Linked DNA regions of Homo sapiens: region 1 is linked to region 2. Evidence: chromatin contacts called from ENCODE Hi-C or POLR2A ChIA-PET data. All regions are on one chromosome and are shown on one strand. Each heading gives the region's core, a stretch centred on a gene start or an enhancer-like site at or near the end of the contact. The rest is flanking DNA. Distances are from core to core; before and after follow the strand shown. Region 1 overlaps MARCHF10-DT (MARCHF10 divergent transcript). Region 2 holds the start of MRC2 (mannose receptor C-type 2).

Evidence for each region. Hi-C counts contacts between places; a loop is a spot of excess contacts on that map. ChIA-PET counts read pairs that join two places held with the same protein, here RNA polymerase II (POLR2A). Pooled maps may share reads with other maps.
Region 1: a pooled map shows a loop between it and region 2 (2.0-fold over the local background). The contact joins the enhancer-like site here to the promoter of MRC2 in region 2. A Hi-C loop is called at or near these places in 2 of 50 pooled maps. POLR2A ChIA-PET finds 5 or more read pairs at or near these places in 4 of 52 experiments (H1, Panc1, WTC11 and 1 more).

The regions. Positions count from the first base shown.
Region 1 is chr17:62,823,525-62,827,554 of GRCh38, reverse strand. The region is part of intron 1 of MARCHF10-DT (MARCHF10 divergent transcript); the gene reads right to left. Among named protein-coding and RNA genes, the nearest start is that of MARCHF10-DT, 17 kb to the right of the region's middle. RefSeq lists an enhancer at 1,674-2,410. Within about 2 kb of position 2,779, at least 4 of the 41 ENCODE cell types and tissues checked have a DNase peak (open chromatin) inside an H3K27ac peak, as active enhancers do; they include Panc1, where a contact is called at or near this core.
Region 2 is chr17:62,626,087-62,630,034 of GRCh38, reverse strand. MRC2 (mannose receptor C-type 2) reads right to left here and starts at 2,365. Exons shown (of 30, transcript NM_006039.5): 1 at 2,115-2,365. The coding sequence starts at 2,232. LOC107985020 (a long non-coding RNA gene) reads left to right here and starts at 1,985. Exons shown (of 2, transcript XR_001752961.3): 1 at 1,985-2,190; 2 at 3,026-3,598. RefSeq lists silencers at 1,736-1,805, 2,006-2,445 and an enhancer at 3,639-3,948.

The sequences.
Region 1 (4,030 bases), core at 1,530-4,029, 200 kb before region 2:
TTTTACATGTAGAAAAACGAACTGTGGCAAAAATCAAGGTTATGTATGTGTAGGGAGAATAACTAAAATACAAATGACATGCATATTTTCTGTTCATCTCTTATATGCTTCACAAATAACTTACATTTATGTTTGCTTTATAAATACTTCCAATTAAAGGGTAAATTAGCATCAACTCTTAAATCATTATCTAAGCATTCACCTGTTATTATTAATACCTTAGATTAGTTCAAATCAAGGACTCTCACTCTATGTACTTATCCAAGGGTGTTTTCTTAAAATGAAGAATGTGGGTAAGAGTAATTTTGCTTTTTATTTGCAATATCATTTCATTGGCTAAGAGGTTGCCCCAGTGCTACAATGTAAGCTTCCGTCTCATTTTGCAGTGAATGAAAACATTTTTCCTTACATAGTTGTGTATAGCAGAACTAGTATCTATCCCATGGTGATGCTAGTAAGCCTGACTCACAACTTCAAAAAGAACTTTGAAATAAATTATATGGATCTTATGAACTGTAATAATCTTTAATTTCAACTTCATTATGAAAATTTATGGCTGGGAGTCGTGGAATCGTGCCTATACTTTGGGAGGCTGAGGTGGGTGGATCACTAGAGCCCAGGAGTTCGAAACCAGCCTGGGCAGCCTGGTGAAACCCTGTCTTAAAAAAAAAAAATACAAAAATTAGCCGGGTGTGGTGGTGCATGCCTGCAGTCTCAGCTACTCGGGAGCTGAGGTGGGAGGATCACCTGAGCTTGACTGGGAAGGTCAAGGCTGCAGAGAGCCATGATCGTGTCACTGTACTCCAGCCTGGGTGACAGAGTGAGACCCTGTCTCAAAAAAAAAAAAAAAAAATCACAAGTGCCTCACCCAAAATAAATAATAAAGTGGAAAGTGAGAAAATGAGTAACATTTAAAAGGGGAACAGAGGTGGGACTTCTGAATTACTTTTCCTTCTGGTACCAGTGTTGACTGTCATCAGTTTCACAATGTCTAAGGCAAGGTAAGGACAGGTTGAGTATCCCTTATCTGAAATGCTTGGGATCAGAAGTGTTTCGAATTTCAGATATTTTTCAGATTTGGGAATATTTCTGTATACAAAATGAGCTATCTTGAGAATAGAATTAAGTCTCAACACGAAATTCATTTATGTTTCATATACACCTTATTCACATACCCTGAAGGTAATTTTATTCAATATTTTTAATGATTCTGTTCATGGAACAATGTTTTGACTGAACCCATCACATGACGTCGAGTGTGGAACGTTCCCCTAGTGGTGTCATGCTGGCGCTCAAAAAGTTTCGGATTTTGGGCCGGGCGCGGTGGCTCACGCCTGTTATCCCAGCACTTTGGGAGGCCGAGGCGGGCGGATCACGAGGCCAGGAGATCAAGACCATCCTGGCTAACACGGTGAAAACTCATCTCTGCTAAAAATACAAAAAAATTAGCCGGGCGTGGTGGCGGGCTCCTGTAGTCCCAGCTACTGAAGAGGCTGAGGCAGGAGAATGGCGTGAACCTGGGAGGCAGAGCTTGCAGTGAACTGAGATCGTGCCACTGCCCTCCAGCCTGGGCGACAGAGCAAGACTCTGTCTCAAAAAAAGAAAAAAAAAAAAAGTTTCGGATTTTGAATTTTTGGATTAGGGATGCTCAACCTACATGATGGTATTAGGCCAACATTTTAGAAACCAGTAAAACTCGATATTGAATATGATGAAGTCATATTCCTTGGTGGTGTATGTCTGTAATCCCAGCTACTCGGGAGGCTGAAATGGGAGGATGGCTTGAGCCCAGGAGGTCAAGGCTATAGTGATCTGTGTGTCACTGCCCTTCAGCCTGGGCAACAGAGCGAGACCATCTGAAAAAAAAAAAAGTCTTGGACTTATCTAAAAGATGTATTCTGAAGCCTCACAAGCAGAATATAGCTCACGAGTGGGTTTTATTTGACTCTTACAGTGTTTTTCTAAAAATCAAACTAGTTGCCAACATTCACAAAACAGGGTTTTTCACAAAAACCAAAACAAACAAAAACCCAAATTTGCGACTTCTTTGAGAAATTGGAAGGACTGGACTTGCATTGCATCCTCCCCGCATAGCTAGGAGGAGCTTGGGCCAGAGCCCCCACCTAACCCACACTACTCACATGCATTACCTGCTCTGAACTCAGATATATCTGAGTGTGAGACCCTGTTAATGGGTCACTCTGGCTTAGGCTGTGCATCAATGAGACTCATCAGACTCAAGTGTTTGCTTCTTTGGGGCCCCTCCCTGTACCCTCTAATTAAACTCTATATTCAGTATAGGGTGTCAGGTCCCAGTTGGGTCTAAAATGGGAGGCATTTACAGCCATGGTCCCGGACCAGAATCACTTCAATGTTTTCACTGATCTGAAGATTTTCTTGGCAAGTAAGGGTTCAGAGAAGTTTGTTGAAGTTTGTGTCTAAGCTAGGTTAAGCGGAGGAATGTGTCTCAATTCAAAATGAGAGCAACTCTGGGGTTAAGCAAGAGAATGACCCATGATGAAGGTATTATGGAAATGTCCTCTGTGTGAGCTGGGTAGAGAAGAATATCCGGATTCCGGGCTTCACTCTGCCTCTAACAAGCTGTAAGATGAGTCACTGACCTCAGTTAGCCCCTGTCTCTTCACCTATAAAACAAAAGGGATGTTTCTGCATTTAGAGCCCAGCCCCTACGTTAGAATCACCTAGGGGACGTCTAAAAATGTTGATACTTAGACCCCTCCCTAGGCCAGTTGAATCTGATTCCTTGCAATGAGGGTCCAGGACACAGTTAACAAGATCTCCAAGGTCCCTTCCCATCCTCTAATTCTGTGGTCTCAGTGGCTTGGGAGCAGATGCCAGAATAGCCATTAACTCTGTTAATTTCTCCTGTATGTCAGATTGCCAGCAAAGAACATTCATTTCTCACACACACACACACACACAAACACACACACACACACACACATATAGAGGTGTGGTCATTGTTTTTCATTTTCTTTCTTTTTCTTTTTAATTTTTGAGACAATGTTTTACTCTGTTGTCCTGGCTGGAGTATAGTGGCGCAATCAGAGCTCACTGCAGCCTCACCCTCTCAGACTCAAGCTATCCTCCCGTCTCAGCCTCCCAAGTAGCTGGAACCATCTCTACTAAAAGTACAAAAATTAGCTGGGCATGGTAGCACACACCTGTAATCCCAGCTACTTGAGAGGCTGAGGCAGGAGAATTGCTTTAGCCTGGGAGGTAGAGGTTGCAGTGAGCTGAGATCGTGCCACTGCACTCCAGCCTGGGTGGCAAGACTCTGTCTCAAAAAAAAAAAAAAAAAGTGTTGGCCGGGCGTGGTGGCTCAAGCCTGTAATCCTAGCACTTTGGGAGGCCAGGACAGGTGGATTGCCCAAGCTCAGGAGTTCGAGACCAGCCTGGGCAACATGGTGAAACTCTGTCTCTACTAAAATACAAAAAATCAGCCGGGCATGGTAGCGGGTGCCTGTAATCCCAGCTACTTGGGAGGCTGAGGTAGAATTGCTTGAACCCAGGAGGCAGAGGTTGCAGTGAGCCAAGATCATGCCACTGCACTCCAACCTGGGTGACAGAGCAAGACTCTGTCTCCATTAAAAAAAAAAAAATGTTTTAATTAGCTGAGCAAGGTGGCATGCACCTGTAGTCCAGAGGCTGAGGCAGGAGGACTGCTTGATCCTAGGAGTCCCAGACCAGCCTGGGCAACCTAGCGAGACCCCATCTCTACAATAAATAAAAATAAAAATAAATCACTGGGTGTGGTGGTGCACAGGCCTGTAGTCCCAACTATTCAAGAGGCTAAGGTGGGAGGATGGCTTGAGCCCAGGAGTTCAAGGTTGACTGAGCCATGATTGCATCACAGTACTCTAGCCTGGGCAACAGAGTGAGGCTCTGATTCTAAAAATAAAAAATATTCATTACATGTTGAAACGACAATGTTTCAATTTAGTGGGTTTAGTAAAATATGTTATTAAAATGAATTTCACCCATTTCCTTTTACTTTTCTGAATATTAT
Region 2 (3,948 bases), core at 1,116-3,615:
CAGTGACAGTCTCCGCGGGCCACTCCACCAAGGTGGAGAAAAGATGGATTCCACCATCACGCACCAAGAAGGCACTGCCGCCTCGCTGCCCCTGCCCCGTGCTCTGGGCACACAGGGCTCCCCCATGGTGGTCAGGAAACTGCCCACACGCAGCCCCTGCCCTGCCTGGCATAAGCCTCGCCCCCAGCAGCACTGGCCTGCCACACCCTACCTCCCACATGCATTTCCTGGGCTATTTGGTCTCTGGTGCTGGTGAATTCCTCCCAACAACAACGTAATTCACCAGGTACTAGGGGCTGCCAGCTCTTCGGGCAAGGAATTCGGCCCAGAGGCTCTGAACAGGCTTCCCAGGGTAGGGCCCAGTGGAATTTGGCAGGGCAGGGGCAAGCGCACTCTGTGCAGAGGGCACGGTTCCGAGGGAAGGAACCTGCAGCAGCTCCATCCTCCTCCTGCTCAGCTGCTGCTGGAAGACCTCACACTGCCTGCCACCCAGATCCAAGCCTCCTCAGGGTGTGGTCAATGCAGTGCCAACGGGAAGGGGACCCTCTGAGGCTATTCATCCCTGGACACAGCCCCAGGGAGGGCCAGGCACAGAGACCAGGAGGAGGAGGGACACTCCAGGCGTCCTTGTCCTCCCTGACCGGGCCTCTCACCAGGCACTTCCAGCCCCCTCTATGAAAAGCTCCAGGGGGAAAGGCCGAGTCAGCACTCTGGCCACAACTCTCTCCCAGGGCCTGGCTTTAAAGTGTGCTCTGGAGCTCTGGGAATGGCCATCCTCCCCACCCCTTCCCACCGCCTGCCTCCTGAGGCCCTGCGCAGAGGAGCAGAGGAAGGCAGGAGTGCGAGGAGGTAGGGGAACTGCCTGTGAGGCCGCCCTGCAGTGGGTTAGGGGGTTACCCGGCCTGGTTTGTGTCTGTCCCACATTCAATGCCAGGTGGGCCCAGAATTGCCCCGGGGGTCTCCGGTTGGTGTGAATGTGGGTCACCGTGGCCCCCACCTTTCCCATCTGGCAGATATGTGTCTTGTGCCTACGTCACGCCAGGCCAACCCAGCAAGCACGGGCCAGGCTGGAGGCCCCAGACTCTCCAGGGGGCTGTCTGGTCCTTGCACAAAACTGCAGACACTGCACGGACTGTCCCCATCCCCCAATTAAACAGCCAGCAGGACCAAGCTGGGCCGGGCGATTCCCCCGGTCACTCCAGACACCCCCACCCCCACTCCCCCAGGAAGTGGATCTTTCCTTTCAACTCTTAGATTCTTGGCGAGGGATCTGTCTGTCCCCACACTTCACTGTTACCCCTGAATAAGGAGCAGGAAGAGAATGGCACAGTTTTGGGGTTTTCTGATTTTTGTTTTGTTTCCTGTTCGTTGGGTTTTAAAATCTTTAGCAGCTCTTTTGCCGCTCAAGGTCTGTCCCCTCTGGAGGGCCACTAGTGTGCCCAGAGCTGCCCACGCTACGCAACATCACAGCACGGCGGCGCCCAGCCTGTTGCTGCGTCCCAGTGGCAGGAGCCTCCTCACAGGGCTGCCGAGCTCACGCGGGGCGGATGCCGCGCGCCACAAGCCTCCTTGAAGACTAAGTGTGGAAAAGAAAATATCAACGCCCACGAGATGCAGGGGGCGGGGGGAAGGTGGGGGAAACGAACCCTCGCGGATAGTTGGAAAGCCGTCCTAACGCATCAGTCCTGGGGCAGAGCGAGGAGACTGGGCCCGGGAACTCCCGGACAGAGAGCCCTGGCTCCCCGGGCGCGCCCTGCAGGTCCCCTGCCGAGGACGGGCCGGCGCCGGGTGGTCCGGGAGCGCGGTGCGCGGGGGTCCTCAAGAGCCCACCCGCTTCCTCCTAGGCTGCTGGAGTCCCCCGGGCTCCCCTCCCCCGCCGCCCGCCACATCTGGTTCCACTCAGGTCCTCCCCCACCTCTAGGCGCGCTCCTCCTCCCCTCTCCTCCCCCGCTTTCAGAAAAGCGGAGACGAGTTTTAAAAACCCAGTCACACACACACGCACACACGCTTCTGGAGAAAAGAGGGGGGAAAAGGAGGGAAAAGTCGAGAGCGGCCCGCGCCTCGGCGCTCCCCCCGCCCGGGCCCTGAAGTTGGCCAAGTTGGCAGCGCCTTACCCGGGAGGGCGGCGTCCCCAGGGGCGCCGGGACGGCCGAGGTGCAGGCACCCGAGGAGCAGGACGCAGCGCAGCAGGTGACGAGGCCAGGGCGCGGGGGCCGGCCGGCCGGGCCCCATCCCCGAGCGCGGCGCTCAGTGGACGCGGGGACCGAGGGCGCACAGGCGCAACGCGCTGTGGCAGCCCCGAGGCTGGGCTGTGATGACCGCCCGCAAGGGGCTCGCGTCCTCCTCCGGGTCGGGACGAAGTGATGCCTCCCGGGGAGGAGGAGGGAGGAGGCAGCCCGGGCGGAGGGAGGGCGGAGGGAGGAGCGCAGAACCGGGGAGGAGGGTTCGAGGGGTAGAGGGGAAGGGAAGTGGGCAGCGTGGGAGGGGAAGGGGAGGAGGCGCGGGTCTGGGGCTAGAGCGTCGGGAGGGAGAGAAAGGGGTGGCGGAGAGGAGGACACGCCGGGTCCAGGAGGACCCCAGCGTGCGCCCTTTCTCTTGCTGCTCTGTTTCCCAGTCTCTCCCCGCCTCGCCTTCCCTCTCTTCTGTCCCGGCCAGGATCCCCAGACGCTGCGTCACAACTCCCCCGCTGGCGCGGGCGGGGAAGCAACTGCAAAACTTTCCGCAAACTTCACGGCGTGGTGGGACCTGGGCTACGAGGTCCGGCCAGCCCGGGGCGGGGGCGTGCAGCTGACCCAGGTGGCCAGACCCGGGCCGCCAGCATCCGCCCCGCCATCCCGCCTCTTTCTGCGGGCGTCTCCAGCAGCCTAGCATCCCCTACCTCCATGCCGAGGAGGACCCCTCCCCCGGTCTGGTGGGGAAGGGGCGGAGCCCAGGGCCTGGCCACCAGGGCGAAGATTGGGGGAGGGGGAGGCAGAGCCCTTGTTACGTGTGCGGAGCGCAACAATTCTTGCACGTCTTGTTTTAGCATTTTCGTGACCCCTGTGTCAGTGTTCCCGGTGCAGGAGTGTAGCACTTTTGCTTGTTGGGGCTGCATCCAGAAACCTGGGGAAAATCTGTCCACTGGACGTCTCAGAAGACCGGCATCATCACTCCCACCAACTGGACTGCTGGCCGGTAGCAAAAGACCAGCTGGAAATTTCATAAAAGGTTAGACAATCCACAGTTACTCAGTGTTACGCAACAGGTCTCTGCAGCACAGAGCACGAACTGGGGAGTCAGGATGCTGGAGTCCAGCCCTGCCTCTCTGCGGATTCCCTGCCTGACCTTGGGAAAGCCTCTTGGGGTCTCGGGGCATAGGGCAGGACTGAGACGTTGAGACCCCAAGTGCAAAGAAGACACATTTCTCCTACCACGAGTAATCAAAAACACTATGAAACTGTAATATGGGCCGGGTGCGGTGGCTCACGCCTGTAATCACACTTTCGGAGGCCGAGGAGATTGAGCCCAGGAGTTGAAGACCAGCCTGGGCAACATAGGCAGATCCCATCTCATTTTGTTAATATAAAATTTTTAAATAATAATAAAACTGTAATATAAATTGTATTGTTTCCTATCTTGTCCACCTTGGTATGTTTTTTGGAAATAAATTCAATTTTTTTCCTTTTTATTCCTCCTATCTTGGGTAAATGTTTCCCCAACTCTGCAGTGGGGGTGTTGGGTCAGAAATGCTCACTCGTCTCTTCCCATCTCTGTCAGGCTGAGGCTCTTGGTAAACAGTCCAGTGGTAATAGAGCCTCGAAGCAAGCCCCCACTGAAATCCCCTAGAGGCCCCTGGAAAGGGTCCCATTAGCCACCCTTTGGTTAGCAGCCAGACCAACAAAGCCCCTGCACTCCACGGCTAGCTTCAGCAGGTCCGACAGGGCCAGGTCCCTTCTGGTGGCTGTGGCT